2 separate regions of the Homo sapiens genome follow, and region 2 is linked to region 1. Evidence: chromatin loops called from intact Hi-C (ENCODE). Cell type or tissue: K562. All regions are shown on one strand. Links, peaks and the distances in the headings refer to the core of each region. The heading gives the core; the rest is flanking DNA. Region 1 has its middle 210 kb from the start of ZNF804B. Region 2 holds the start of ZNF804B (zinc finger protein 804B).

Region 1 (16,578 bases), core at 5,212-9,211:
AACAGAAATTATAACAAACTATCTCTCAGACCACAGTGCAATCAAACTAGAACTCAGGATTAAGAATCTCACTCAAAACCGCTCAATTACATGGAAACTGAACAACCTGCTCCTGAATGACTACTGGGTACATAACGAAATGAAGGCAGACATAAAGATGTTCTTTGAAACCAATGAGAACAAAGACACAACATACCAGAACCTCTGGGACACATTCAAAGCAGTGTGTAGAGGGAAATTTTTAGCACTAAATGCCCACAAGAAAAAGCAGGAAAGATCCAAAATTGACACCCTAACATCACAATTAAAAGAACTAGAAAAGCAAGAGCAAACACATTCAAAAGCTAGCTGAAGGCAAGAAATAACTAAAATCGGAGCAGAACTGAAGGAAATAGAGACACAAAAAACCCTTCAAAAAATTAACGAATCCAGGAGCTGGTTTTTTGAAAGGATCAACAAAATTGATAAACCGCTAGCAAGACTAATAAAGAAAAAAAGAGAGAAGAATCAAATAGACGCAATAAAAAATGATAAAGGGGATATCACCACCGATCCCACAGAAATACAAACTACCATCAGAGAATACAACAAACACCTCTATGCAAATAAACTAGAAAATCTAGAAGAAATGGATAAATTCCTCGACACATACACTCTCCCAAGACTAAACCAGGAAGAAGTTGAATCTCTGAATAGACCAATAACAGGAGCTGAAATTGTGGCAATAATCAATAGCTTACCAACTAAAAAGAGTCCAGGACCAGATGGATTCACAGCCAAATTCTACCAGAGGTACAAGGAGGAATGGTACCATTCCTTCTGAAACTATTCCAATCAATAGAAAAAGAGGGAATCCTCCCTAACTCCTTTTATGAGGCCAGCAACATCCTGATACCAAAGCCGGGCAGAGACACAACCAAAAAAGAGAATTCTAGACCAATATCCTTGATGAACACTGATGCAAAAATCCTCAGTAAAATACTGGCAAACCAAATCCAGCAGCACATCAAAAAGCTTACCCACCAGGATCAAGTGGACTTCATCCCTGGGATGCAAGGCTGGTTCAATATACGCAAATCAATAAATGTAATCCAGCATATAAACAGAAGCAAAGACAAAAACCACATGATTATCTCAATAGATGCAGAAAAGGCCTTTGACAAAATTCAACAACACTTCATGCTAAAAACTCTCAATAAATTACGTATTGATGGGACGTATCTCAAAATAATAAGAGCTATCTATGACAAACCCACAGCCAATATCATACTGAATGGGCAAAAACTGGAAGCATTCCCTTTGAAAACTGGCACAAGACAGGGATGCTCTCTCTCACCACTCCTATTCAACATAGTGTTGGAAGTTCTGGCCAGGGCAATTAGGCAGGAGAAGGAAATAAAGGGTATTCAATTAGGAAAAGAGGAAGTCAAATTGTCCCTGTTTGCAGATGACATGATTGTATATCTAGAAAACCCCATTGTCTCAGCCCAAAATCTCCTTAAGCTGATAAGCAACTTCAGCAAAGTCTCAGGATACAAAATCAATGTACAAAAATCACAAGCATTCTTATACACCAACAACAGACAAACAGAGAGCCAAATCATGAGTGAACTCCCATTCACAATTGCTTCAAAGAGAATAAAATACCTAGGAATCCAACTTACAAGGGATGTGAAGGACCTCTTCAAGGAGAACTACAAACCACTGCTCAAGGAAATAAAAGAGGATACAAACAAATGGAAGAACATCCCATGCTCATGGGTAGGAAGAATCAATATCGTGAAAATGGCCATACTGCCCAAGATAATTTACAGATTCAATGCCATCCCCATCAAACTACCAATGACTTTCTTCACAGAATTGGAAAAAACTACTTTAAAGTTCATATGGAACCAAAAAAGAGCCCGCATTGCCAAGGCAATCCTAAGCCAAAAGAACAAAGCTGGAGGCATCACGCTACCTGACTTCAAACTATACTACAAGGCTACAGTAACCAAAACAGCATGGTACTGGTACCAAAACAGAGATATAGATCAATGGAACAGAACAGAGCCCTCAGAAATAACGCTGCATATCTACAACTTTCTGATCTTTGACAAACCTGAGAAAAACGAGCAATGGGGAAAGGATTCCCTATTTAATAAATGGTGCTGGGAAAACTGGCTAGCCATATGTAGAAAGCTGAAACTGGATCCCTTCCTTACACCTTATACAAAAATCAATTCAAGATGGATTAAAGACTTAAACGTTAGACCTAAAACCATAAAAACCCTAGAAGAAAACCTAGGCATTACCATTCAGGACATAGGCATGGGCAAGGACTTCATGTCTAAAACACCAAAAGCAATGGCAACAAAAGCCAAAATTGACAAATGGGATCTAATTAAACTAAAGAACTTCTGCACAGCAAAAGAAACTACCATCAGAGTGAACAGGCAACCTACAAAATGGGAGAAAATTTTCACAACCTACTCATCTGACAAAGGGCTAATATCCAGAATCTACAATGAACTCCAACAAATTTACAAGAAAAAAACAAACAACCCCATCAAAAAGTGGGCAAAGGACATGAACAGACACTTCTCAAAAGAAGACATTTATGCAGCCAAAAAACACATGAAAAAATGCTCACCATCACTGGCCATCAGAGAAATGCAAATCAAAACCACAATGAGATACCATGTCACACCAGTTAGAATGGCAACCATTAAAAAGTCAGGAAACAACAGGTGCTGGAGAGGATGTGGAGAAATAGGAACACTTTTACACTGTTGGTGGGACTGTAAACTAGTTCAACCATTGTGGAAGTCAGTGTGGCGATTCCTCATGGATCTAGAACTAGAAATACCATTTGACCCAGCCATCCCATTACTGGGTATATACACAAAGGACTATAAATCATGCTGCTATAAAGACACATGCACAAGTATGTTTATTGCAGCATTATTCACAATAGCAAAGACTTGGAACCAACCCAAATGTCCAACAATGATAGACTGGATTAAGAAAATGTGGCACATATACACCATGGAATACTATGAAGCCATAAAAAATGATGAGTTCATGTCCTTTGTAGGGACATGGATGAAATTGGAAATCATCATTCTCAGTAAACTATCGCAAGAACAAAAAACCAAACACCGCATATTCTCACTTATAGGTGGGAATTGAACAATGAGAACACATGGACACAGGAAGGGGAACATCACACTCTGGGGACTGTTGTGGGGTGGGGGAAGGGGGGAGGGATAGCATTGGGAGATATACCTAATGCTAGATGACGAGTTAGTGGGTGCAGTGCACCAGCATGGCACAGGTATACATATGTAACTAACCTGCACATTGTGCACATGTACCCTAAAACTTAAAGTAAAATATTAATAAATAAATAAATAAATAGCAATTGAAATATACATTTAAAATGCATGTTATAATATGAAAAAAAACTGCTAAATTATGACCAGATGTGTAGAATTCTTGCTCTGTACTTAAAAAAAAAAAGGACTCTTTTACGTTTATGATTATCATGTTTTGTTTCTGACTGCATAGATAAGAAGAGATTCAAATTGTTATTGAAATGTCTGCAAATAACACATTGTTTGCGGGTTAATTTTTTTATTTCTCATGATTCAAAGCCATGTTTAATAATCATTACATTAGTTTATGCTTTTCAAATGGATTTTTGAAGTACTAAATACACATAAGAATTTTGATCTGATGAAGAGAAAATGAACAAAATTTGCAGAATTATTTAAAAAAAAAAAGAAAGAGAATAATACCTTCCTCATCTTTCCATCATAATCCAATTACTTACCTTGTTAGAGAATACCTTAGGAGACCCTGTCCTGTCTTCTGGTGAGTTACAGCATTTTGGTTTTTGTTTGTTTGTTTTTGCTTTGTTAGAGACAGAGCCTTGCTTTGTCATCCAGGCTGGAGTGCAATGGTGCAATCTCAGCTCACTGCAACCTCCATCTCCCAGGTTCAAGCGATTCTCCTGCCTTAGCCTCTCAAGTGGCTGGGTCTACAGGAGCACGCCACCAAGCCTGGTTAATGTTTGCATTTTTAGTGGAGACAGGGTTTCGCCATGTGCAGGCTGGTTTCAAACTCCTGACCTCAAGTTATTCACCCACCTCAGCGTCTCAAAGTGCTGGGATTAGAGGCATGAGGCGCTGTGCCTGACATCTCAGCATTTTGAAACATTCATCTCAACATCTTGGTACTGGGTGATTATAGTAAAGCCAAATATTAATTCTTAAAATGAAAGAATTACAATCATACAGTCTTTCCTCTATCTATATCTCAAATCATGGAGGACTACAAGTGACTTCAAGTAAAGGAGCAAAAGGAAAAGAAGGATCATTGTTGTGTGACAAAATGACACTTTGGCTTGGGAGATAAAATGTCCTGTCTTTGGCTTAACCTCATATAACGGGTAGAGAATAGATTCTCAAGTCCACAGCTCTTTGAGTTGGGTATCTAGCAGAGCTCATCCCATTCTAACTGAACATACTCCTTTAAGCTCCTCAATAGATGGCATTATCCAGAAATTTATACAAAAATAAGGAAAAGAGTGGTTATGTAACTTGTCCAAAGCTACACAGCTAGAGAGTGGGGGAATGAAGCTCAAACATAGAACTGTTTGACATTAAAAATGTTCTTGTACTCTGCACCAAGTTATGATTTAAATTTAATATAAGCATTGAGGAGAACAGCAGCTTTCACCTGAAAAGGGAATAATATTGGTGTGCACAACAGTACCTAGAGACAGCATCAAGACACCCCATGGTAGGGTATCAAGAGAGGCTGAAGCACAATAAAAGATAAGGCATCAGAAGTAGTGAAAAGTACAAAGAAAGGAAAATGAGAAGGCATCAATAGTAACTTCACCTTTTCCCATTTTGTTAACCCTATGCATTATTTCAGTTATGCCCTTAACAATACCATATAGTGTGGTTTTCCCAGGATAATTTATACCTATTGTCCTGCATAATTATTAGCAAAAATTTTTTATTTAGATTATAATTTATATGTCCACTCTATTTAGACTGGAACGATGTGTATTAGCAAATGATTCTTTAGAGAAAAAAATGTATCTTATGAGAAGGATCCCTTTTAAGTTGGGTGTAATTATAATTAAATGGTAACCAAAAATATTTTGTGCAGCTATCATTTAAGTAACTCTGTAACTCATTGGCTTCTACTTTTTAGTAAATCAATCCAACTAGGATGACTGTTTTGTGAAGAATCCTTGAACTCATAGAAATATTGTTATTCTCATTTCAGAAAGTGGTCTCTCTGGTCTGGGCATATTGCCCACATTCACAGGTAATTGTTCTCCATCTATCACACTTACATGATTATGTAAATGGTAATTCTATGTTCAGTATAAATTTTCACTTATGCTTTCAAATATGAAATAAAGCCTGTTTAGAGAATGAGAAACTACCAACTCTGATTCTTAAAGTTTAGTCCCCAATTTACCTTGTATTTATATCTTAATTTATATATGTGGTAAAATAAATGGTGACAATGTTTTTAAAATGAAATGGGCTAAAATATATTTAACTGCCTGCAAAAGCTAGATAAAATTTCTAAGTTTGTTTAAATGTTATATAGTTACAGTTTATAATAAGTCATACTTTGTCAAACTGCTACACAAAAATATGTTATCTAGATCAGGCAAAAGGAGCCTTTGGGCAGAGTTCAAGGTAAATTCTGATTGTGCATGTCAAGTCACTGATAAACCTAAGAGAGGAAATTGGGAAATATAGGTGCATATCTCCCTAAGAGATCTCTGTAAGAAATGGAGTCTCTCCTGCCAACATCAGATCACTAATTAACTATGCCACCTTGGACACATCATCTCACTTCATTAGAGCTGTTCCTTCATTTACAGAATTAAGATTTGTGGTTTAAGGCTTTTCTGGCTGTAAAATTCTAGAAAATATAATATTTTGACCACAGTTTGAAAAAAAACTCATTATTGTATGTTAAGCTTTTTGAATCCTGAATAAAAGAAATCAGTATGACTGTAGGACATACTGAATGTTTACTGTGCATCAAACACTGTGCCAGGTACTCTCTTTATGTTGTAGCTTTTGATACTTAAATAATCCTGTGAAGGGCTGAGGAGGAATGCTATACCTGAGAACAAGACACTGCTACAGGAGTTAAGAAGAAATCACTTAGGCAGGTAGCAAGGGTATGGGAGTCTTCAGTAAGGCTTTCTTTTTAATGAAAAGCAGCCCCAAACCATTTTCTAACAAAGAGCAGCCTGTAAAGTCCAGCTGCAGACGCAGACAAGCAAGCTGGGAGTTTGCACGGGTGAATGCTGGCAGGAACTAGGGACTAGACATGTTCAAGATGGCAGCTCCATCTTCCCTCTCTGCCAGCCATGTGTACAGTAAGGAGCAGACAAGATGGTGCTGGCCAAGGGGAAAGTTCATTTCCATTACAGGATTAGGGTGGAGAGACCAGCCTTCCCCACACACTATGTAAACGTCATACCTGATCAAACCAATCCATGAGCCCTACATAAATCAGACACCACCTCCTCAAGCTGAACTATAAAATCTGGCACATGTGCCACCAGCTGGTCTTTTCCACTTTTCCACTCAAAGAACCCTCTCTCTAGAGAGAGAGAGAGCTGTTTTTCTTTCTCTTTTCTTCTGCCTATTAAACCTCCACTCCTAAACTCCTCATGTGTGTTCATGTCCTAAATTTTCCTGGTGAGAGAAGACGAATCCTGGGTGTATACCCCAGACAATGTAGCCACTTCATATGGGGGACCTCGTCTAGGATACCAAAGCACAACATTCACTGAAACAGTGAGTAGAGGAGCGGACTCCAACTTTGTCCTCTGTTTTCAGGGCTCTCAGCCTCTATTTTAGAAGCAAATCAAATCAATAATGGGCATCCGTTAGCCAGTTAAAAACACAGCATGGCTGTCATTCTTAAAGACTTGCATGTGAGGCTCGCTGGGGAGAACATGGAGAATCCCCCAGTACCCACGAGTTCCTGGGCATATTAGCTATGTTTGAACCAGCTTACTTTCATGGAGGACTTAGATGTTACGGGGGGCTGGAAGAGGTTTTGAAGTGACTGAAGATTTCTGGCTGGGGCTACTCCCCAGTGTTATCCAAAGGCTTCTAGACTGACCCCAGCCTCCGACCACCCAATGGGGTGCCAGCAACAGGATCTCCAACTTTCCTATCATAATTTCCTCCTTTCCTATCTGCAACCACCATATCTCCTATCCTCTCTGTGTATGCAATGTGTGGGAAGTTTTACAGTTCAGGGAAGTAATCTTGTTTGGCAAGATCAGGGAATGTCGTAGTAACCAGGGATATAACTCAAAGGGTGTCTTTGTGATTTTCTAGGAAGAGAGGGTCCCCCCTCCCACAGTGAGTATCACTCTCTGCCGTTGGTCTGGAGAGCACATGGAACTTCCAGGTCTCTCTCTGCCCTTGGTCTGGACAGCACATGGCATTTCAAGGTCAACAGCACCACCTAGTGGAATAGGGATCCTCTCCATGAGGCACATTGTAGGTCCTTTACCAAAACACTCTAGCTTCCCAATTCTCTTCTTTTTTTGCACTTCTCTACTAGAAATCAGGCTTCATGTTGCTTCTGTAAACTGGAAAATTCTGCCTTCAACAACTAGGAGTAAAATATCCTCCAAAGCCAAATTTTAGTCTCTATACTGTCCCATCAATAGTCATTTAGTCCCTATGTTATTTTAAGGCACCTATTCTGCCTCCAATTAGAATGGTACTTAATTAGTAAGGGAATTTTAAGTTCAGAAGTTAACCAGAACCATTCTCTAAGGGTGAAGGCTTTAGCATGGGCTATAACAGCAGTATATAGAGCTCAAACTAGCACACTACCTCTGTTAAGGAGGGAAGTGCAACAGTTGCCTGAATGCAACTGTCACATTGTCTCTCCCAAGATCCTTTTTTTTTTTTTTTTTTTTCCTGAGGAGCCAGGTAGGTCACAAAAGTCTAGGAAGTCAAAGGGAAATCACAGGCAGAGGACTAAAATCACATGGATGACTATGACTAATCCCAGTCTCTTAGTTCCTCTGTTTCCACAGCTGGAGGTCATGCCTGCAACCATGGGCAGCACATTCAACAACTTACCGGCACCCAGGAACCATGGAGAAAAAAACCAGCAGCGGGGACACCCCCACTGTCTTCCCATCCACCCTGGGTCGCAAGAAAAGTAAGGAGACTAAAGGAATGCCTTTTTCTCACTTCTCTTTCTAAATGGGTAACAGACCATCTTCAGCCTGCACCCCTCTGGAGTGCATTCTGAAACACAAGGACTCTTTGACCCTGAGACTTTGAACAAAAAGCAGTTCATTTTCTTTTGCATGAGGGCATGACCTTCTTATGCTCTTGAACCAGCCTGACCTTTGGAAGGGAGCCTTAATTTTAATATTATCCAACAATTAGATCTTTTCTGCAGACAGGAGGAAAATGGTCCAAGGTAACTTATGCATAGGCTTTCTTTGCCCTGCAAGACAACCCAGACTTTGCAAGCATTGCACAATCAACCCAGCCCTTTTAGCAATCATATCTGGCAGGACCAAACTGAATGATTCCCCAAGACTAGAAAAGCAACTTCTGGGGAAACCATCTGAGGCAGCTGTTGGGTATCCCAGCCCTTCTAGTTCCCCTTATCTGGGGCCACTTCCAACCACACCACCAGCTCTTCTACCTCCACCATCTCCAAAATTTCCCACTCCCCGACCTTCACTCTTACCCCTACAGGAAATGCACAATGGAGGTGATGTCACTAGGGTTCAAGTTCCCTTCTCATTTTAGGACCTCGGGCAAGTAAAGGGAGACTTAGGCCAATTTTCCGATGACCCTAATAAATATGTAAAAGCCTTCCAAAATTTAACTCGGGTATTTGACCTCTCATGGAGGGATGTTACACTGCTCCTAAGCCAAACCCTAGGTCTAAAAGGAAAAGAGAAAATAGGAAAGGGAAACACCATTCCCAATAGAAGCAGTTCCTCTTGACAACCCTAACTGGAATCCCAGTGGTGCTACAGATGAATGGAAAAGAAAACATTTTTTAATGTGTGTATTGGAGGGCCTATAAAGAACTAGGGCCAAACCCCTTAATTACCCTAAACTGTCCATGAGAAGAAAATACTGCAGCCTTTATGGAATGACTGAGAGAGGCACTAATAAAGCACACAACCCTATTCCCTGAGTCAGTGGAGGGACAATTCATCCTAAAATACAATTTTATTACACAGGCAGCTCCCAATATTAAAAGGAAACTGCAGAAGCAGGCTATAGGACCAGATAGTACCTTAGAGAACTCTCTGAAGGTGGCCACCTCAGTCTTTTATAATAGGAACCAGGAGGAGAACCAGGAGAAAGAAAGGAAGAAAAGGGAAGGACAGAGGCTCTAATAGCTGCTTTGAAGCCTGGCAAAGTCCAGGATCCCCAAGGTGCATCCACTAGTTGCTATCAGTGTGGCAAGTCAGGGCACTTTAAGAAGGAGTGTCCAGGTAGCAAGAAGAAACCACCATGACCCTGTTCAGCATGTGGCAGGGACCACTGGAAATCAGACTGCCCTTGAAGATGAAGGTCACTGGGTTCAGAACCAGTCTCACAGATGGCCCAACAGGACTGATGGATCCCAGGGTTCAAACGCCTGGCTTCAGCAGCTCAAGCTGCCATTACAGCACTGGAGCCTGAGATGATTCTGGAAATTGAAGGAATGAAGGTAGATCTCCTTCTGGACACTGAAGCCAGCCTCTCTCCTTTCCTCTCTAATCCAGGCCTCTGCTCTTCTTATAACACAACCATCAGGGGCATCTCAAAAAAAACTCTAAATTGATATTTTTCTCAACTCCTTAGTTGCAGATGAGGAAACCTAATGTTTACACATGGCTTTTTAATCATGCCAGAAAGCCCCACTCATTTATTAGGTAGAGACGTTTTAGCTTGCATGAGGGCCAGCATCCTTATAGCCCCAGGACAATAGCTTTGTCTCCCACTGGTAGAAGCTAATATCAATCCGTAAGTGTGGACAACTCAAGGGAAAATTGGTCAAGCTTTAACCACTAGCCAGTTCAGATATATCTTAGGGATCCCACTTCTTTTCCTAACCAGGAGCAATATTCCCTAAACCCAGAGGCTAAGAAAGGGCTAGAAGCTATTATTAATAACCTGAAGATACAGGGTCCTCTCAAACCCTGTAACAGCTCCTACAAAAACCTAATATTAGGAGTGCAAAAACCCAATGGGTAATGAAGAGTAGTTCAGGACCTCTGCCTCATTAATGCGGCCAAAGTCCCAATCCATCCAGTAGTACCTAATCGCTATACCTTGCTGACCCAAATATCTGAGGGAACTAAATGGTTTACAGTCCTAGATTTAAAGAACGCCTTCTTCTTTATACCATTACATCTTTACTCTCAATACCTGTCTGCCTTCAAAGATGCCTCTGACCAAACCATCCAGTTAACATGGATGGTGCTGCCTTGGGGATTTTGAGATATCCTTCATTTGTTTGGACAGGCATTATCAAAAGACCTCACTGAGTTTTCACATCTTCAGGTCAAGATTTTGCAATATGTGGGTGATATATTGCTCTGTACCCCAACTGAGGAAGCTTCTCAGGAAGGCACTGAAGCTCTTTTTAATTTATTAGCTGACAGAGGATATAAGGTTTCAAAATCCAAGGCCCAGCTTTGCAAAACCTCAGTGAAGTTTCTGGGTTTAGTGCTGTCTGAAGGGACCAAAGCATTAGGGGAAGAAAGGATTAAGCACATTTCCTCCTTCCCCCTCCCCAAACCCTCCAGCAACTAAGAGGATTTTGGGGCATTACAGAATTTTGCAGGCTGAGTACAGTGAGATAGCTCATTTTCTGTGTCACCTCATAAGAGAAACTCCATCAGCTTACAACTCATCTCCTAACCTGGGAACCTGAAGCTCAAAAGGCCTTTAACCAGCTAAAGCAGGCCCTACTTAAGGCACCAGCTCTTAGCCTTCCCATAGGAAAGGCCTTCAATCTCTAAGTATCAGAAAGGAAGGGGATGGCCCTGAGAGTCTTAACGCAGACCTGAGGACAAACAACAGCCAGTGGGTTATTTGAGTAAGGAACTTGATTTGGTGGCTAAAGGATGGCCAGCATGCCTCTGAGCCATTGCCCCGGTGGCCCTACTGGTCCCAGAAGCCTCCAAATTAAACTTGGGAAATGACTTGACTGTTTATACCCCACATAATATGGCGGGTTTCCTGTCCTCTAAGGGAAGCCTTTGGTGAACAGACAGCAGTTTCCTTAAATATCAAGCTTTATTGTTAGAGGGTTCCACCATCCAGTTAAAAACTTTCTCTGACTTAAACCCAGACACTTTCCTCCCTGAGGGAGCTGGGAAACCTAAATGTGACTGTGAACAAGTCGTGGTACAGATCTATGCAGCCAGGGAAGATCTCAGGGAAACTCCCCTAGAAAAATCCAGATTGGACCCTCTTCATGGATGGAAGCTCCTTTGTAGAGCAAAGAATCCATAAGGCAGGATATGCAGTAGTCACTCTGAATGATGTTATTGTCTCTCTCTCCAGGCACAAGTGCTCAACTAACTGAACTGACAGCTCTTACACTTGAGTTAAGCAAGGGAAAGGTAGCTAACATTTACACTGACTCAAGTATGCTTTCCTAGTTCTCCATGCTCATGCTACCATTTGGAAGGAAAGGTACTTTCTTACCACCAATGGGTCTTCTATTAAATACCATCAGGAAATTAACAAGTAATTATCCTCAGTTTTCCCTCCACAAGAGGTAGCAGTGATGCATTGTAAGGGACATCAGAAGGGAGTAAATGAAATAGCCTAAGGAAACAAGCTAGCTGATCAGGCAGCCAAGTCAGCAGCAAGGAAGTCTTATGACATCAACACACTTCAAGCCCCTCTACTCTGGGAAGGCTCCATAAGAGAAATCTAGCCTCAGTATTCCCCTGCAGAAATAGAACGGGCCACTTCTCAAGGGTATACCTTCCAGCCCTCAGAATGGCTGTAGTCAGAGGATGGCAAGGTCCACTTGCCAGCCTCCAGCCAGTGGAAAGTCTTTAAATTCCATCACCAAGCTTTTCACTTGGGAAAGGATAAAACTTATCAATGTGCCCAAAGATTGTTTTCAGGAGAGAACTTACTAAGAACAGTAAAACAGGTTGTTAATGCTTGCGAAGTCTTTCTTAATAGTAATCCCATGAACAGACAGTCCCTTCCTCCTCAAATCCAAAGGATGGGATGCTCTCTAGGGGAGGACTGGTAGATAGACTTCACCGACATGCCAAAGATGAAGGACATCCAATACCTCCTGGTATGGGTATCTACATTCACTAACTGGGTAGAAGCATTTCCATAGCATACAGAAAAGGCCTCTGAGGTAGTAAAGATGTTAGTTAATGAAATTATTCCCTGTGTTGGTCTACTTAAGTGCCTCCAAAGTGAAATGGCCCCTCATTTGAAGCAGCCATCACACAGGTAGCCTCAAAGGCACTAGGTATACAGTATCATCTCCATTGAGTTTGGAGACCCCAGTCCTCAGGAAAACTACAGAAGACAAACGATGTCATCAAAAGACACCTCAGGAAACTGTCCCAAGAAACTCATCTTCCTTGGGTTACTCTTCTTCCTATGGCTTTACTGCAGGTAAGAAACGCCCCTTCAAAGTTAGATCTAAGCCCTTTTGAGATGCTGTATGGATGGCCTTTTCTCACCAATGATTTCTTATTAGACCAAGAGACCTCTGAATTGGGCAAGCATGTAAACTCTCTGGCTCGTTTTCAACAGGAATTAACTCAAGTAGCAGAAGCCCAACCCCAAGAAGTAGGACCACCTTTATTTAACCCAGGATATTTGGTATTGGTAAAGTCTCTACCTTCTCTCTCTCCTTCTCTAAGCCCAAGCAGGGAGGGCCTTACACCATTCTCCTTTCAATGCCCTCAGCAGTAAAAGTTACAGGTATTGATTCCTGGATACATCATGCTCAAGTTAAAGCCTGGAAAACTGAGAGAGCAATCCCCGGCAGCCCAGCGGAATGTCTTGGATACCAATGTGAGGAAATAAGAGACCTGAAGCTGAAAATCAAAAGAGATAAGAAAATGAGCAAGGGCTACTCATCCTACTCAGTTCCAGTCATCCATTCAGTCATCCAGTCATCCAGTCTTTGTACAACTGGTTAGTTCCACTATTAAGCCTCCTCTTGCTCATGTGTTTTATATTAATGTTTGGACCTTGTCTACTCAATACTATAATTTGAATTGTTTCCTCTCACCTAGAAGCAATCAAACTCCAAATGGTGCTACAGACTTAACCACACATGACACGCCTTTCTTCCAAGGACACTTAGATCAACCCTAGAAGCCCTAGCTGCTGTTCCCCACACAACACCCCTTTTCAGCAGGAAGTAGCCAGAAAGAGTTGTCGCCCAACACCCTCTAACAGCAGTTAGGGTTACCACTCCTGAGAAGGGGAATGATATCGAAGCTGATATGGTTTGGCTGTATCCACACCCAAATCTCATCTTGAATTCCCATGTGTTGTGGGAGGCACCCAGTGGTAGGTAATTGAATCATGGGGGCAAGTCTTTCCCGTGCTGTTGTCATGATAATGAATATGTCTAACGAGATCTGATGGTTATAAAAAGGGAGCTTACCTGCACAAGCGCTCCTTTCTTTGCTTGCCGCCATCCACGTAAGATGTGACTTGCTCCTCCTTGCTTTCTGCCATGATTGTGAGGCATCCCCAGCCACATGAAACTGTAATTCTAATGAAACCTCTTTCTTTTGTGAATTGCCCAGTCTCTGGTAAGTCTTTATCAGCAGTGTGAAAACAGACTAACATAGGAGTTAAGAAGAAATCACTTAGGCAGATAGTAAGGGTATGGGAGTCCTCAGTAAGGCTTTTCTTTTTAATGAAAAGCAGCCTCAAAACATTTTCTAACAAAGAGCAGCCTGTAAAGTCCAGCTGCAGACATAGACAAGCAAGCTGGGGGCTTGCACGGGTGAATGCTGGCAGGAACTAGGGACTAGACGTGTTCGAGATGGTGGCTTCATATTCCCTTCTCTGCCAGTCACATGTACAGTAGGGAGCAGACAAGATGGAGCTGGCCAAGGGGAAAGTTCATTTGCATAATAAGATTAGGGTAGAGAGACCAGCCTTCCCCATGCACTATGTAAATGTCATACTTGATTAAGCCAATCTGTGAGCCCTGCATAAATCAGACACCACCTCCTCAAGCCAGACTATAAAATCCAGCACATCTGCCACCAGCTGGTCTTTTTCACTCAGAAGGCCCCTCTCTCGAGAGAGAGAGAGCTGTTTTTCTTTTGCTTTTCTTCTGCCTATTAAACCTCTGCTCCTAAGCTCCTCATGTGTGTTTGTGTCCAAAATTTTCCAGGCACGAGATGACAAACCCTGGGTATATACCCTAGACAATGTAGCCACTTCAATACTGAAGAGGAAATAGACCAAATAATTGCCCAAAACTATATAATTAGTAAATGGAAGCACCACTACTGCAGGAACATACCAGGAAAGCCAAGAGAATCAACAAACCTTTTGAAGGAGGTGGATTGCTGCTGCAGGCTCCATCAAACAGCCAAGGAACTGTGAGCCTGCCTGCTTTCTCCACAGGGAGGCTTATGGTCTAGGGCAAGTTTTCAGCTGGGGTTACTGGCTGCCTGGAAATAGACTCAGTGCTGTTGTGGGAGCACACTGGGAGTGAGACCAGCCTTTAGGACTGCAGGCTACATGGGAGGAGGGTGAGGCCTAAGCCTGCTGGCTTTCCCCCATTTCCTTGGAAACCTGCATTACTTAGCAGAGGCAGCCAAAATCCCCCTGGCAATATAACTCTATTGGACCGCGAACCACACCACCAACTCCCACAGTAGCTATAGCAAGCCCTGTCCAAGGAGAGGCTGAGCTCAGACACCACCAGGTGGTCTTTCTCTACCTGCCGTGGTAGCTGAAGACAAAGGTCATAATGTCTTGAGAGCTCTATGACCCTGCGCGCTGCCAGAGAAAACTGAATACTTAACCAGGTGTCCACAGGGGAAGGCTGAATTCTCCCTTAGGACCGCAGCTGATGCTCTCTTGAAAGCGTGACCTCCTGGCTGTAGGCCAGCTAATGGAAAACCGGCACACTTAACGAAAACACAAACAAGTACCCTCATAGAGTCCACCTCACTCTCACGCTACTTCCACCAGAGCAGGTGCTGGTATCCATGGCTGCAAGACCTGAAGATGGATCACATCATGGGACTCCTTGCAGACACCCTCAAGTACTAGCCCAGAGCCTGGTAGCTTCACTGGGTAGCTAGACCAAGAAGAGCAAAAACAATTACTACAGTTCAGCTCTCAGAAAGCCCCATTCCTAGAGGAAGGGGAGAACACCACATCAAAGGAGCACCCTGTGGGACAAAAGAATCTGAATAGCAGTCTTTGAATCCCAGATCTTCCCTCTGACATAGTCTACCCAAATGAGAAGGAACTAGACCAACAGTTCTAGTACTATGACAAAACAAGGTTGTTTAACACCCCCAAAAGATCATACCAGCTAACTAGCAATGGATCCAAACCAAGAAGATAGCTCTGAATTGCCAAAACAATTTAGGAGGTTGATTAATAAGCTATCAAGGAGGTACCAGAGAAAGGTGAAGTCGAACTTAAAGAAGTCAAAAACATGATACAGGTATGAAAGAAAAATTCTTCAGTGAAATAGATAGCATAAATTAAAAAAAACACAACTTCTGGAAATCAAGAATACACTTACAGAAGTACAAAATGCACTGGAAAATCTCAGCAACAGAATTGAACAAGCAGAAGAAAGAACCTCAGAACTCGAAGACAAGGCTTTCAAATTAACCCAATCTATCAAAGATGGAAAAAAGAATTTTTAAAAATGAAGAAAGCCTCAAAGAAGTCTGGGACTATGGTAAGCACCCAAACCTAAGAATAATTGGTGTTCCTGAGAAAGAAGATAAATCTCAAAGTTTGGAAGATATATTTGAGGGAATAATCAAGGAAAACTTCCCTGGCCTTACTGGAGATCTAGACAGCTAAATACTAGAAGCTTAAAGAACACCTGTGAAATCTGTCACAAAAACATAATTGACTAGGCACATAATCATCAAGTTATCTAAAGTCAAGACAAAGAAAATAATCTTAAGAGCTGTGAGGCAAAAACATCAGGTAACCTATAAAGGAAAACCTATCTGAGTAACAGTAAATTTCTCAGCAGAAACCCTACAAGCTAGAAGGGATTGGGGTCCTATTTTTAGCCTCCTTAAACAAAACAATGATCAGCCAAGAATTATGTATCCAGCAAAACTAAGCTTCACAAATAAAGGAAAGATACAGTCTTTTCCAGACAAAGAAATGCTGAGAGAATTTGCCACTACCAAGCCAGCATTACAAGAACTGTTAAAAGCAGCTCTAAATCTTTAAACACATCCATGAAATACACCAAAATAGAACCTCCTTAAAGCATAAAACTCACAGGATCTATATAACAATAACAACAACAACAATAACCAAAAAACAAAACAAA
Region 2 (16,578 bases), core at 4,738-8,737, 210 kb before region 1:
ATACCTATTTAAGTCTTCTTAATATGGAAACTTTCTGAAGTCAAATAAACACAAATTTGTTTAGGTTCTGGAAGGTACCAACTAGCATAGGTGCTAACTAAAAAGTTATTGAAATCAGTTAGGGGAAAGAAGAAATGGCTGTAAAGGCAATTACAAGAAAGGAGGTTGCTTTATATGATACTTGACATAAAAAAGAGAACATGTATTATAAGAATTGTAACTAAGTCGTCTTTATTGAAAACGTCTGAAAATTCCAACATGAAAGGTAGTATTATGCATTCATGAATTCAAGAAGAGGATGCAGGTGACTTCTCTACAGGAGGGCATGTCTTCATAATTATATTTTGCACTTGAAAAGTGCATCACTTTAAGAGCAATTTTGAAAGTCTTTAATGTGTATTTATTAGGCATAATGAAAATATACACAGTCAGATATTATAGGCATTAGAAAAAAAGGACAAGGGTTTAACTGCACTCATTTCCTCATTTAAGAAGTTCTCTGGATGGATGGATGTATCTTCAAGGTAGTTCATCTCTTCTAGAACTTCTTTCATTTATAGATATACATTTGTAATTTATCAAGAGAATTCTGTAGCAGATTGTTGGTCCATTTAAAATGCTTGTTTGTTTATATTCCACATCCTCCTATTAGCCAATTTAATCAGCTATACAACTTAAGATAAGATAACATAAAACATTCAGCGACCCTGATTTTTCACTTTGATGACAATCCCCAAAATTTCCTTTATACCCAATGCATTAAGACAATAGGCATTCCCAGAAAAAGATATTCCAGGATGTCTAACTATGGTGCTCCCAGGAATAAGCACTTCTTAAGAAATATAACCTTATCTAAACTTCAAAAGAGTAATAATAAGCTAAATATGTACCACAGATAAAATATATATCTACCATTATTATTAACATGTAATCAATAGGTATCCCGAATGATAGTCTCACTATTAACGGCACTACATTCGAATATAAACTTGAGATGCTATTTCAGATCACATAACTAAAAGTCAAGTCAAATATATTTTTCTTATTACATAGAAGCTATTTGTTTTATTGAATTCAAACATGGTGATAGAACTTAGAAGTTCATGAACACTGAATTAATCTATAGACTATGTTCTCAATGAATAGCTTAATTACTGATTAAGTTATTAAATTTAATTATTAAATTGAGCAGCCAACTTTTCAGAGCAGCCCATGTGGACTGGCTTGCTGGGTCCCCTAAGTGCTCCCAATTATTAAAACAAAGTTTTACCATTAATATATTTGATGGTAGAAGACTATATAACATAATATATAAAAAACTTCTTTGGCTTGAGCACAGATAGCAATGTGTATCTATCTATCTATCTATCTATCTATTTTTCTGTCTATAATGTATATATGTGTATCTCATAATGATTTTTAAAGTCATCATGTAGTCATATTATTTTAGAGTTTAGATAGAGTCGGGGATAGGTATAAATTGTGGTAGAATTTAGAAAATGCACAGTTTCTAAAAATAGAGACTTTTATCATTAAGCACCATAAAATCCTCTCTCATTTTTCTTTTTTTTTTTTACTTTCTTTAATATGTCCCTGGATTTAAAGTAGTATAAACTATCTCTACTCAATTATTCCCATTTTAATTAGGTTTAAAAAGCAGTATGCTATTTTTTCACACACAGTCTCTAAAAAGAAGAAAGATGCAATAGATAAAAGACATTACCATGTTTTCACTTTGAAGATAGAAGCTGAATTTCACTCTGGGATTTTCAGTTTACTGATCTGCAAAAACTGTTTGGGGGTAAAATGCTTTATTTCTCAAATAACTCATTAAGAATTTATTACAACAATTCCATATAATGATTCAACATGTTTTCTAAATTAAATCCTTTGAAATAAATATAATCATTCTTTTTTACTTTTAGCTTAAAATTGCATGTTTGGATTTTACAGACATGTGATTTGAACATAAATGTACACAACTACTTTACCTATATAATTGAAGAATTATGTCTATAGGAAAGTGAAATGTTTTATCCATAATATCCAGATATCAGATATCCATAATATCAGAACTACAAAAGAAGAAATCCTTATTATGTCAAAAAGGGATTGTAGCTTTCTCCTTTCTGTAGCAGAGGTAGAAAGTAGTCTTAACCAATAATTGTTTTATTGAATATTAAGACCATGTTCTACATGCAAACAGTTCTAATAAAACAGAAAAATGTGGAGCAAAAGTAATAGGAGAGACACTTGGATAAAAAGGGCAAAGACCAAAGTTGAAGTATTGGAAATCTTAGTGAAAGTTAGTTAAGTCAACTAAGAATATCTCTATACTAAATAAACTGAGTTTCAGTGAGTGGAAATAATTAAAGTCATTGATGTAAAGGTCAATTTTAGGTCATTCCTGGCACTAAATTTGAAAAAAAAAAAAAGTCAGAGTAGCTATGTTTTTTTAAGGAAATAGATGAATGTATTTTATGGATCTCTGAGTTTAACATTTATACTAAAGGAAAAAAATCAATAAAGTTATGTCAACCTGAAAATAACTGGGGAATGTGTATTGCTGAATTAAAAAAAGATCTATAACCACAGTTTACAGTTTCATATTTTGCAATTAATTAGTAAGGAAGGCAAACACACATTTATCTAGATTAGGAAAGTTTTCAAGTGTGTAAGGGTCTAAGGTCCAGAAGGTAGTGATCCACTTCACCTTAGGGAGAAAGGCTAAGTGTTATGTAATGGGAAGAGGACCTCAACTTGTTGGAAGACTCATCTCAACCACCTGCCAATGATAGAGAATGAATAAACACAAATTTTCATACAGTGCCCAGCTCACATGAGAAACTATTCAAATATTGAAAAAGCCATGCAAATTCCATAATAAAATGTAAAAGAAGACCAAGTAAATCAAATAGTGTTGAGAAAGTACATATATCATTTAATTTAGATATTTTTAAATGATGCATATGTAATTTAAGTACATCCAAATGTGTAAATAAATATTGGAGAGAACCTTCCAGTGAGTCAAAGTGTAGATCCTAGATAACAAAGTAAATTAATTTGTACTTTAGTAAAAACCAGCCCAGCAGTGAATAAAAATAGTGCCCTGAGGGTGGGGAGTACCTGGTGAACCCTGGTCAACCAGCACAGCCATGTGGTCAATGGGCTGTCTTCTCCCATCCACATTCACACATCCAGTCTCTATAGTGTCAGTCAGGCTCTTGGGAGATGACTGACCAAAGTGGGAGAGAAAGGACACTTTTTGACCATGTAACAGAAATTCTTCTGCAAGCCCTACAGATTTGGGAAGATGAACACCATAGTCTAACCAACTTGAATAGAACTAAACCGTGTAAGATTATGAAGCAATTCTCCCTTTATACTGAGAAGTCTTAAGGCACAAACAGTACAATGCCCTACCCAATTTAGTTTTCCATAACCAAAAGGAGGGCAAGGGAGACAGGCACGGAGATTACCAAAGCGTTGAAAAATAATACCTGTGAGAAAGGCAGAACATTGTATGTTTTCTAGATGAAATAGACTTAAAGAAGAATTTAAAGGATTTAAGTTGGCTGTAAGAAAGATTCTCCTGGCACTGTGAGTTGTTAAACATTAAAGTGGTTTGCTGAGACTGCAGGAACTCCAATTCTGAGAATCTTTAGAAATGGGAAAGATTCAGACCTGCTACTTAGAGGGACTGAATGTGGGCTTTATTAAACTAGAACTCTGCAAGTGCCTGCTAACCCTGTGAGTTTAATTGTTAAGTACTTATACAAACAGTATTTTCCATCTAACAGTTCTGACTCAGTACTGTATACAGTTGTTGGGGGGAGCAGTTGCAACAACCCACTTTTTATAGTACATAAAAGCATGTGAAGGAATAGTTTGTCATGAGGAATCCTAGTGATATCTCTGGGCACCTGTACTTTCTGATCTTAGATTTCTCATGTAAATTACATATAGCATTTATTAATAATCAAAGGCTTTTATAATATGTTGCAGTTTTGAATAATTCATGCTAAAGAAGCATTAAACCATGATGGAAAATATCAAACATAAAAAAATTAAAGTTGGGCAATTTCAGTTTTCCCTCTTGATATCATACAGACTTAAATACTGTTTTTTATATGAAACCTCAAAAGTTGGTCTTTAAGTTTGGATACTTAGTCACTAGTAGTCCAAAACTAATATATATATATATTTATTATATATATATTTATTATATATATATTTATTATATATATATATAAATTACACACACATACACATTCACACACATTTTCTTGAAACATATTTGGAGCCTTAAAACATAATAGCATGTACCAAGAAATGAATTAATAATGTATTTAACTCATATAATCTGGATGAAATTATTTTATAAAAAGAATGTGAATAAACTGAATAGTAACTAAATTGAATAGTTTACTAAGTTAAAAAGCAATCACGTTAATTGCATGTTAATATATTTGTATATTATACAATAAATTATCCAACTCAGATTTCCATAAAGAATTCTCTTACTTCCCCTTAAAGAATGTGCATAGTTGAGCATTAGATATAATCAAGTTTTCACTACCTATAACTTTCCTTTTGCCAATGATTTGAGGGAAAATCTTTGAGTTTTTCTCACAAAGTAACAGTAGCATTATTAAACTAATCTCAACTGATGACTTTACAAAAGCACATTATAACGTGCCACTCAAACTTTCTACACTGCTCAAATCAGCAGATTCGTAAGTTGACATAGCACAGAGGAGCTACCTTCTGAGCCCTGCAGTTGACTGCATTCAGTAAGTATTTACATCCGTAGCACTATAGATCCTACTGACTGAATTGAAAATACACATGTAAATACACACCCCTCTCTGTGTCACAGTCTGTCAATAAATTGTATAAACGGACACGATGTATCTCCATACCTATGGATAAGGTATACGTTTTAGATGTCCACCACCTACTCATTGTATCAGGATACTATCTCTCAATATCTTTTTGTTTGTGTTGAGTTGGAACGTTTGTGTATGTATGTGTGTGCGCGCGCACATTACCGGAGAGGGAGATCCGTTCTTGCACAGGGGTCCCCTGAAGACTCCTTTAATGCCCCGGTAGTGCCCATTGCTGAGATGTCTCGAACTGATGACCAGGTAACAAGCCATGTGGGTCCGGGCGGAGGCGCAGAGTCTCAACTCCTCACCAGGCGACCAGCCGTGGAAAGCGGGCGGGTTTCTCAGCGGCAACAGCGACTACCACCTCCCGAGAAGACGCGGCCAGCAGGACGCAGGGGGAGGCGGTGGCAGCGCGTCCCTGCTCCGCGCCCCGTGCGGGGCTCCTGCTGCCGACAGCTGCTGCTCTGACAGAGGCGGCGGCGGCGACAGCACAGAGCACGGAGGGGACCCGGCGAGCCAGTCCACATGCTGCTCTGACGAGGTGGCTGCTCAACCGCGGGCCAGCGATATATTTATTTAAGGACAACTTCCAGGGTCCACCAGGGAATCAGGAATTCCCCCGCCCCTTTCCTCCCGCCCCCTGCCTTCGCGCCTGGCGCCTGCCCGGGGGATGCTCAGGCGCGGGTACCCATCGTCCGGCCGGGGGCGTCCTGGGCTGCTGGCTGCAGTGTGAAGATCCAGCAGCAGCCGCCGCCACCGCCGCTGCTTTGTGGGGAGAGTGGCGGGGAGTCCTTGGGAGCGCCAAAGCGCTGCCCCCGCTGCAGTCGGGAGAGGGCGGAGGAGGAGACGGGCGGGCCGGGGTGAGGACAGGGAGTTGGGGACGCGGCGACCTGTGCTTGAGGAGGGCAGTTAGCGCCTCTGCTGGGAGCTGTGGGCTCGGGGCTGCCCAGGAGGCTCAGGTGTGCTGTGGGGCGAGGCCAGGAGGTGACAGCTGCCGCTGCAGCCGCGGGGGGCTCTCGGGGCTGCAGGACCCGCCTCTCCCACCTCCCGGCCTCAGCCGCCCAGCCCCCCGGTTCTTCTGCCCTATCTCTGAGCCAACTTTCTACTGTTTGGGAGTCACCTGGGAGGACTGGGGAGGCTGTGGTGGAGGAGATGGGCAGGAGGAGGGCGTTTTCTTTACTCTTTCGTTGCCTGCTGGCCTTCAGCTTTTCTTCAGCGCTCTGGCTGACGGCGGCGTTGGCAGAAGCAACAGCTCCCCAGCCGGTTGCAAGAATGAGCTGTGCAGCCACAAATAGGGCAGACAGATTAGATGCGCCGTGGTAGGGAACGCACGGACGAGGAAAGTTTTGGGCAGAAAACTTATATAAGGTATAGAAACGAGACATGCATACGTATATGTGCATATACATGCACGTACCCAGAGTTATGAAGATTCACTTACAAGCCTTTCTGTATCTTAGCGAGGCACATATTTTTGGTCTCTATAAGACCTCTGTGCTTTCAAAACCCCCAATAATCACCCCTCTCAGAAGTGGTTTTTAACGGACCTTATTTCGTTTACCGTAATTTAAGCCACCAGGGAGCGAGCTGCACTGAGAATAAAAAGACCTGGGCAGAAATGTGCTCTGAAAGGAGAAGATAGCCCTCCCAGGGTTTGGAGACACCCTGCACTCTCCTCCACCCCGCGGTTGCTTAATGCGGTTCTGCAATCCATCTCTGCCTCACCTCGCCTTGTCTGTGCCTGGGAGAAGGTAAAGGTTCACCTCCTCTCAGTCTGTTGCTTCAGCGCTGGAATTGAAAGGCTACCGCCAATGCGCTAATTCTCCCCAGTATTGTCCTCTCCTGTCTCCCACAATGCCCCATTCGCATCCCGGTTGACATTGACACAAAAGCAGAAACAGGTTAAAAGGAAAAAAAAACTGTTAATTTAATTTTTCCTATTCAGGCAACTCATAAAATTCTTAAGCAAAAAAGGAACAAAAAAGAATCTAATTATAACTTTTGTAACTACCCAATAAAAGCTTGACTTTTTGTTTACATCATTACAATGGCTTAATATCCTTAATATTTTATTTAAAAAATACATAGATGTACTTCTCATTTTAAAGGTTTTATATAGTCTTTTAAAGTGTTTGCAAAGCTTCTGAGTATATAAGGGAAAAATGCCAATTCCTTGCAAACCTTCAGAATAAAAATTACTGAAACTGGGATAGTGCAATGTAAATCTCAGGAATTGTTTATTTTAAATAAATTGTTGGTAAGAACTTTTGAAATAAAAATAAATTTATAGAGCAGTGGCAGCAGATGCAACAGATCCATCTTCTCCTTTCTATTGATGTATTTAACACCACAACAATGGCATGTTTAACAACGTAGTGTTTGTTCAACTTACAGCTGTAAAGTGTTTCCTGAAGCTGAGAACAAGTAATATTACTAGTGTATAGACATTAGATGTATTTTATACAAAGAAAACAATGTATTTGCAAATAGTAAAACTTCAAAAATAGGTGAAATATTGACCAAAAAATGAATAAAGTGGAATTTTTGAAGAAGATAGTGTGGCTCAGTTGATAGTTACTATTTCACTCTGGATAAATAAATGTAGGTAGCAAACAGCATTGAGGACCAACGCATAAGCAACTTAGAATGGATTAGAAAGATGAATGATGTCATTTCTGTAAATAACAGCCCAAGGGTACTATGTCTTCTTCATTGAGCAAATATACTTCCTAATACTGCTTAATTATTTTTACGAATCAGCCATATTTTTATAAAATGGAAGGATGGATAAGAGTAATCAAAATATAAAATTCAAACACACTATTCTGTTTTATATCTTATTCAAAGTACTTGTTAGCTATCCTGACATTCTTGTTCATTAGACCATTATCCTGTGTCTATTTGAGTTTTTCCCAGAGGAAACAAAATAATCTACTTTTTATAGTAATGTTTCAAAGACTACTGTAATTTTGCTGAATTTCTTAAAAATTTTTAAATTTCGAAATACTTTTCCTTTAGAAATGGATAATACAGAATTTGTTCATTTGCCATATTTTAAGCATTAGATTGTCCTTTTCTTTCTAATTTTTGCCATTCATCTTAAAATATTGAGGCAAAAAATTGGCACAATTGTCACATTTATCTAGTTTTAAGAATAATTCTAAAAACAAACAGAAAATGAAAGCAACTCCCTTCTTTTCCTTGCCAGATTGTGACTGATATCTATCAGTGTGGTGTCGTCATATTTCACAGCTCCCCAGTTTTGCTAGCATATATTTTAGATGTGGCTCACCAAATGTAAATAAAAGAAAGATGTGTATATTTATTTACATAGTTGCTAAAGATATCAAGTTGCTCAGTTGTATTAACTTTTCTCTCTACTAAAAGAGATACTTTCTTTCCAACTCCAGTAATTAAAAATTTTCAGTGAAAAGTGAAAGAAAATTGGAAATATGTCTATGCCAAATGAGTTTTAGATACGAGTAAAATTCTATTACAGCAAACATTATGAAAAGCAAATATCATGTGCAATTTCACAAGGTCCATTTATTTAAAACAATATTTTATCTGATGAGTCCTCATTCCATGGAAGAGGATGTGAATGGCAAAGGGCATGGACTTCAGCCTGCAACCAAGTTGATATTTCCATATATTTCCAGATTCATAGCTGTGTCATAGATGATTGACACAGTGAGAAGTCCTCTCTTCTATTACCTTTATCAACATATCTTAAATACACCCCACACCTCTATATCCCCTGCCTCCACCTTAGTCCAAACCAGTATTATCTTCTGCTTGGGCCATTGCAATATCTGCCTAACCAGTCTTCCTGCCTCCAGTGTTGCCCCCATACACAATTTATTCTTTATATCCAAAGGCCATAGTGATATTTATTTTAATATATTATATCCTAGTACATCGCTATTTAGCCATCCAATGATTTCATATCACACTCAGAATAAAATCCAAACTATACTCTGTTTTAAAAGTCCTGTTCTATCAAGTCCCTGTCTGCCTCCTTCTTCTGCCTTCCCCTGGGAAATCCCTGTGCTCCTCACAGTGTTCCTCAGGCACATGCAGCTTTTCACTGCAGAGTCCCTTTTCCAGCTCTCTTTTTACTAGAAATCCTCCTATCTGCATGTCACAAGGGAAACATATTCTTGTCCTTCAGGTCAGATATAAAGGTTGTCTCTTCAGAGAGGCCCTTCCTTCTGACCAGTGAAGCTAATGGAGCTACTTAGAACCTGGAACTTTTTTTTGTTGTTGTTAAATAAATTAATAGACTTTATTTTTTAGAGCAGTTTTAGGTTTGCAGAAAAATTGAACAGAAAGTACAGAGAGATCCTATATCCCCTTACTGCTCCAGCAGACAGGTTTTTCTATTATTAACATCTTGCATTTATGTAGTACATTGTTACAATTGAAGACCCAATGTTGATATAATATTATGAACAAAAGTTCATGGTTTACATTAGAGTTCACTCTTTGTCTACAGGTTTTGACAAATGTATAACAACACGTATTAACCATTACAGTATCATACAGAATAGTTTCACAGCACTAATATTCCCTGTGCTCCATCTGTTCATCCTTCCCTGTCTCCCTCTGAATCCTTGGCAACCACTGATCTTTCTACTCTTTCCTTAATTTTACCTGTTCAAGAATGTTGTGTAGGTGGAATCATACAATAGTTAGCTCTGTCACACTGGCCTCTTTGATTCAGCAACAGACATTTAAGTTTCTTCCGTATCTTTTTAGTGGCTTGACTATCTCCTTAATTTTTGTTAATGAATAATATTCCACTATGTTAGGGGTTGAATTCTGCACCCCCCACCTAAAATGGCAAAGTCCTTATCACCTGTGAATGCTACCTTATTTGGAAATATGGTTTTTGCAGATGATCAAGTTGAAGTGATGTCATTGGGGTGGACCCTAATCCAAAATGACTCTTGTCATTATCCAAAAAAAAAAAAAAAAAAAGGTTTGGGAAGGATTTGAATGCAGAGACAGAGGCACAAGGAGAATGTCATGCGAAGATTGTAGTCCTTATGCCATGAGCCAATGCCATGAACCAAAGAATGCCAGAAGATTGCTAGCAAACCATCAGATGTTAGGAAAGAGACAAGGAACAAATTATCCTTCAGAAGAACCAACCCTGCCAATACCTTGATTTCAGACTTCTAGCCTCCAGAATTGTGTTACAATTAATTTCTGTTGTTTAAGGCACCCAATTTGTGATACTTTGTTACAGCATCCCTAAGAAACTAATGCACCACAGTTTATCTATTTACCTACTGATTAATATTTTGGTCACTTTGAAGTTATGGCAATTATGAATAGAGCTGCTATAAAACATTCATATGCTAGTTTTTGTGTGGACATAAGTTTTCAACTTATTTGGCTAAATGCTAAGAAATACAATTGCTGAATCTTAGGTTTAGTTTTGTAAAATATTGCCAAATTGTCTCCCAATGTGACTGTGCCATATTTCAATCCCACCAATAGTGGATGAGAGTTCCTTTTGTTCCATGTGCTCATCAACATTTATTGTTGTCAGTGTTTTGGATTTTGACAATTTAAATGGATATGTAATAGCATTGCACTGTTGTTTTAATTCACAATTTCCTAATGACTTATGATGTTGAACATCTCAATATGCTTATTTGCCATCTATATATCTTTTTTGCTGAATTATCTGTTCATGTCATTTGCCCATTTTTAATTAAGTTGTTTGTTTCACTGTTGCTAACTTTTAAGAGTTCTTATATTTTAGATACCAATCCTTTATCAGATATGTTTTGCAATTATTTTCTCCACGTCCATGGTTGATCTTTTCATTCTTTCAACTGTGTCTTTTGCAGAGCAGATATTTTTAATTTGAGTTCAACTTACCAATTTTCTCTTTCCTGAATCATGTTTTCAGTGCTCTATTTAAAAAGTCATTACCAGACCCAAGGCCAACTAGATTTTTCTCTGTATTTTCTTCTAGGGTCTTATGGTTTTGCCCTTAAAAGTAAAGGGCAAAGTCTATTATCCTTTTTGAGTTAAATTTTATAAATGTGGAAAGTCTGTGTCTAGATTCTTTTTCAATTTTTTTCACGTTGATCCAGTACCATTTGTTGAAAAGACTATACTTTCTCCATTAAACTGCCTTTCCTCTTTTGTCCAAGATCAATTGACTGCATTTGTGTGAGCTATTTCTGGGCTGTATTCAATTCAATTGATCTATTTGTCTATTCTTTCACAAATATCATACTGTCTTGATTACTATAAAAACTTGTTTAGCAGCTTAAACTACTGTATATTTTAATATTTGCTTGTACATTTATGTATTGACTTATTATTTTTGAATTACAAGTCCATGAAAGCAGAGAATTTCTCTATTATGTCCACTTCTATGGTTCCAACACCCAAAGCAATATGGGGATATATATGTGTGTATATATACATATATGTATATATATGAACACACATATATAGGACAAATTCTGAAATTTAGGTTATGATATTTTTGCCTTTTTACATCTGCATCCTATGAAACATCTAATCAAATTCCACTGATTCTACTATTTAAACTCTATTTAAGCTAATTCCACTATTATTAAATTCTCACTTTCTCTATTTAAAGTCTCAACTTCTCCTCCCAGATATGATGCTTTATATCCTGCCACTTAAAAAATGAATTATTGTAAAAACTATGCATTCAATTACATTAAAGTTTTTATTACTTGGTAGTCAGAGATTTGGCATTCTTAAGTATGTATCATCCAAAAGGGACCTTCGTTGTCCCTTAAACTATTGAACCTGTCAGGCAAAAAACTCTGGTAGGTACAGCTCATAAATTTAAAAAAGGGAGACCTTAGATCAGGCTCTCACACTAGGCACCAACAGAACTGGGCTGGTATTATGAACCTGTGAAGTAGGTTGGTGTAGGAAGCAACAGGGACCATAGTAGGCATCTCATGGGAGTAGCTACCATGCAGCCTAAGGTATATGAGATCTCAAGCAAAATGTTGCAGGATCCTCCTACTACTTTAAAAGAAATTAAAAATCCAGATTTTTCTATAAATCCTCCTAATATTTAAATACTGGTAACTAACAGAGCATCTTTTTTTTTTATACTGTGGTTTTTCTTTTGATCACAAATGAAAAAGCAAACTGCACTGGGAAAACATGCAGACAATATAGAGATACAATAAAGAATTTATGCCTTGAATATAAAGAACTTATATCTTGAATATAAAGAACTCCTACAAACCAATAACAAAGAAAAACATTAAAAAAGAAAAGAAGAATTTCAAAGGCACTTCACAAAAGAGGATATTGAAACTCTTAATATGAAGCATAAGAAAAGATGCTCAATATATTTTTTCATCAGAGAAATGCAAATTTAAAAAGCAATGACAAATCTCAACCCACCCTTCAGAATGATTAAAACTAAAAAGACCAAACTACAAAATGATGACCAGGATCTGGAATTATCTCACATTGCTGGTGGGAGTTTAAATTGGAAAAACATGCTGTATGATAGATCTCTTGAAGTTAGTCCTCCTATCTAAAACTCTGTATCCTTTGACCAACATCTCACCAACTGCCCACAACCACTACCACTCCAGCCTCTGGTCACCACTTTTCTACTCTCTACTTTTATGAGATCAACATTTTTAGATTCCACATGTTAGTGACATCACGTGGTATTTGTCCTGTGCCTAGCTTATTTCCCTTAACATAATGTCTTCCAGATTTATCCATGTTGTCACAAATGACAGAATTTCCTTCTTTATTATGGCTGAATAATATTCCACTGTGTATGTGTAACACATTTTCTTTATCCATTCATCCACTGACAGACACTTAAGTTGATTCAATTTCTTGGTTACTGTGAATAATGCAATAAACATGTGAGTGCAGTTACCTCTTTAACATACTGATTTTATTGCCTTTGGATGTATATACCCAGGACTGGGATTGCTGCATCATATGGTAGCTCTATTTTTAATTCTTTGAGGAATCTCCATGCTGTTTTCTATAGTGGCTGTACTAATTTCCATTCTCGCCAACAGTGTACCTTTTCTTCACATCCTCCCCAACACTTGTTATCTTATGCCTTTTTTGTTAATAGTCATTCTAATAGGTGTAGGTGATATCTCATGGTGGTTTTAATTTGCATTTCCCTGATGATTAGTAAGGTAAAGCCTTTTATAAATCTACCTGTTGATTATTTGTATGTCTTCTTTTGAGAAATGTCTATTCAAATACTTTGCCAATTTTTAATCAAGTTATTCGGGTTTTTTTCCTATTAAGTTGAATTCCTTATATATTTTGGATATTAAGTTTTTATCAGACATACGGTTTGCAAATATTTCTCTCATTCCATAGGTTGTCTCTTTACTTTTTAATTATTTCCTTTGCTGTTCAGAAGCATTTTAGTTTAATGTAATCCCATTTGCCCATTTACTTGTTGCCTGTGCTTTGGGGGTTATAGCCACAAAAATCATTCCCCATATCAGTGCCACAGAGCTTTTCCCTTACGTTTTCTTCTGGTAGTTTTATATTATAGTTTTGGGTCTTACATTTACTAATCTGATTTTTTTTTATATAATATGACATAAGGATCTAATTTCAAATTTTAGTATTGACAAATGCTGAGAATGGGTTTTAAATATTCTTACCACAAAAATGATAACTGAGGTAATGCATATATTAATTAGCTCCTTTTAGCATTCCATAATGTATTTCTATTTCAAAATATTATGTTGTATACAACAAGTATATACAATTTTGTAAATTTAAATAAAATAAAATTAAGAATGAAATGTTAAAAATAAACTGAAATCTTCCTGGTCCTCTTTTCTCAATAAATTAATTGCTGTTATAGAAAAAATACTTAAGTTGGAAAAACTCATTTGAGAAACTGCTTGGCAATATCTAGTAAAGCTAAACTTATATTATCTATTCCATGACCAGCAATCCTTTTCCTAGAAAAACAGTAAACATAAATGAGTGTTTATACCCACTAAAGGCACACATAGGAATATTTATAGCTGCTTTATTCCCAATAGCCAAAATTTGGAACAATGCAAGTGTCCATGATCAAAAGAGGGGAAAAATAAAATGTAATATATCAATCAAGGGAATATTACACAGCAATATAAAATAAAACTTGCTTGCAATGTTCATATCTTAACACATATTAATATCCTAGACATAAAAATAAGCAAAAGAATTGAGACACAAATGGCTACAAACTGTCATTTCATTTACATACAATTCAAGAACAGACAAAAATAATTTATGTTGATGGAAGTTGGGATAGCTGTTATTTCTTGGGTGGGGTATATTGACTAGGAAGAGATAGGGCTATACTGACTAGGAAGATATAAGAGAGTGTTCTTGAATGCTGTCAATGCTCTGTATGTTTATCTTGGGGGTGTGTGTGTGTGTCTGTATAAAAACTCTTTGAGAGGTACACTGAAGAGTCAATGAGATAGCAAGACCCATCCAACAGAATGGCTACAATTAAAGAGACTAACAGTACTAAGTGTTGGCAAGGATGAAAAATAATTTAAACTTTCATATAGCATGTACTGAGATTAGTGCAAGTATTCCAGAAAACTGTTGACAACATCTCCTAGAGCTGAATACTCATATACCCTATGACCCAGCAATTCCATGCCATGTGTGCATGCAGGTGATCACCAAAATACACATATAAGAATGTTTATTGAAGAAGTATTCATAGAAACCTCAAAATGGAAACAATCCAAATGTCCCTCAACCATAGCATGGATAGAAACTGTGGTCTATTCATATAGTAAAATATTAGATAACAATAAAAGCAAGTAACTGCTACACAAAAGAAAATGAATGAATTTCATGGACATGAAGTTGAACAAAAGAAACAAGGCACAAAGAAGGAACAATATGCTTAGAGTCATTCAAGCTGAGAATAGAGTTCATGTCCCACTACCTGATTCTCTGGTGTTTGTTTTGTTTTATTTCCTCATGACCAATCTAAGTTTATGTATTTATTTATGCCATCTCTTGCCACAAGCAAAGAGATGGAAGATCAGTACAGATACTACTTAACTTACAATGGGGTTATGGCCTGAGAAACTCATCCTAAATTGAAAATATTGTAAGTCAAAAATGCATGTAACACACCTGACTTACCAGACATAGCCTAGTCTGGCCTACCTTACATGTGCTCGGAACACTTGCATTAGCCTAGAGTAGAGCAAAATCATCTAATATGATGCCTATTTAATAATAAAGTATTGGCTGTATCATGTAATTTATTGAATACTGTTCTGAAAACAAAGACCAGAATAAGTGTATGAATGTTCAAAGCACAGTTTCTACTTAATGGTATCACTTTCATAATATTATACATTTGAAAGTAAAAAGATTTTAAGTCAAACCATCCTAAGTGGGGGACCATCTGTATACTGGTCACCACTTGATACAAGTAAAGAAAATGGGCACAAGGTCCCATATACTTTTCTAGCCCATATAGAAAGTCGTGGTCCAAATCAATGCTATCCCCTTTACAGCCAATCAGAAGCAGATTCATATAAGGGTTATGGAATAGAATTTGGTTACAGTCTCACCAGGGAAAGAGCCTAGATCTGATGCAGAGATAGGGTAGGTAATGTTCCTGGATCTCAGAGTTCTTCACAGGGCTGCTTCAGGAAAGTATTAAGCATGCTCACTTTCCCCTAGGAAAGTGCAACAGATAGGTGAGGCCCTTCCACATGTAAGCTGAGCCCTCTTCCCCGGGGTACTACTGGACATAGATCTCCTCAGCTGTAGCTGGGACCAAGCCAGCAAGCCAGAAATTCAGGACCCAGCCACTGCCATTCTTGACCTGGACTACACAGCACTGGAAACCAAAATAGTTCAGTGTTTTAAAAGTTTTGTCAGATGTATCTATAAAAGAGACTACAATATGAAAAGCTATGAAAATTTTAAAATAACTTAATTGAACAAAATACTTTTTTGAGAAAGTCTTCAGAAACTACATATTTTAATCTAGTTTTTGTTTTTCCCTAACAGTTCTAAATTCTTTCACTCTAGGCTGCCTTATTAGCTTACTGATTGCACTCTTTCTTCATAGCGACCATTTTTCATTTTTGATAGATCTGTTCTGTTTTACCCTAATATTTAACTGAACAGAGGTTTAAAACTTTGAAATAAGAAAAAACAATGTTTTGCAATTGCCTAATGTCTAACTCAGTTTAGGTTCCAAATAGAACTAAGAAAGGAAGGAAGGAGAGAAAGAAAGAAGGGAGAGAGGGAGGGACCAAGAAAAAGAGAAGGCATTTTTAGCAGCAATTTGAAAATCCTTAAGATAGTGATGTGTACTCCTGAAATGAACCCAACAGGATTAAAAAGTGGAGTGAGAGTGCCTGTACAGTACTGAGGTCCCTAAGCAAAAGAGGGACCTGTAGAGTCCTGAGGTCCCTATGCAATATTTTTAGTACTGCCCCCTAGCAAATCAAGTAACAAAGACAGGGATGATGATTTAATCAAAGTCAAGAAAAGAATTTAGGATGAGGTTTTCTCAGACTTAGTTTCAATTACTTATTTTGCAAAAGCATATCAGTTAAGTCAGACAGTAAAGTTGTACAGTGATAGCTGAGAACACATGGCAAATGATAAGAAACAAAACTGATTTCATGAGTTTATA

What was found. Hi-C counts contacts between places; a loop is a spot of excess contacts. Peaks named below come from ENCODE experiments on the same cell type or tissue, not always from the same donor. Only the 100,000 strongest peaks of a DNase experiment are listed, where the experiment ranks them.
Region 2: it touches region 1 in a loop (7-fold over the local background); 1 of 110 quality-filtered maps calls a loop at or near these places.

What each region holds. Positions count from the first base shown.
Region 1 is chr7:88,537,847-88,554,424 of GRCh38, reverse strand. No RefSeq gene overlaps it. Among named protein-coding and RNA genes, the nearest start is that of ZNF804B, 210 kb to the left of the region's middle. RefSeq lists enhancers at 7,377-7,671, 13,049-14,248. In K562, for the core only: a CTCF peak has its summit at 7,511 (motif pointing left); a DNase peak (open chromatin) is centred at 7,494.
Region 2 is chr7:88,748,558-88,765,135 of GRCh38, reverse strand. ZNF804B (zinc finger protein 804B) reads right to left here and starts at 5,436. Exons shown (of 4, transcript NM_181646.5): 1 at 5,052-5,436. The coding sequence starts at 5,159. It also overlaps the pseudogene COX6A1P7. RefSeq lists an enhancer at 4,746-5,290. In K562, for the core only: a CTCF peak has its summit at 6,450; a DNase peak (open chromatin) is centred at 5,665; H3K4me3 peaks cover 1,315 bases.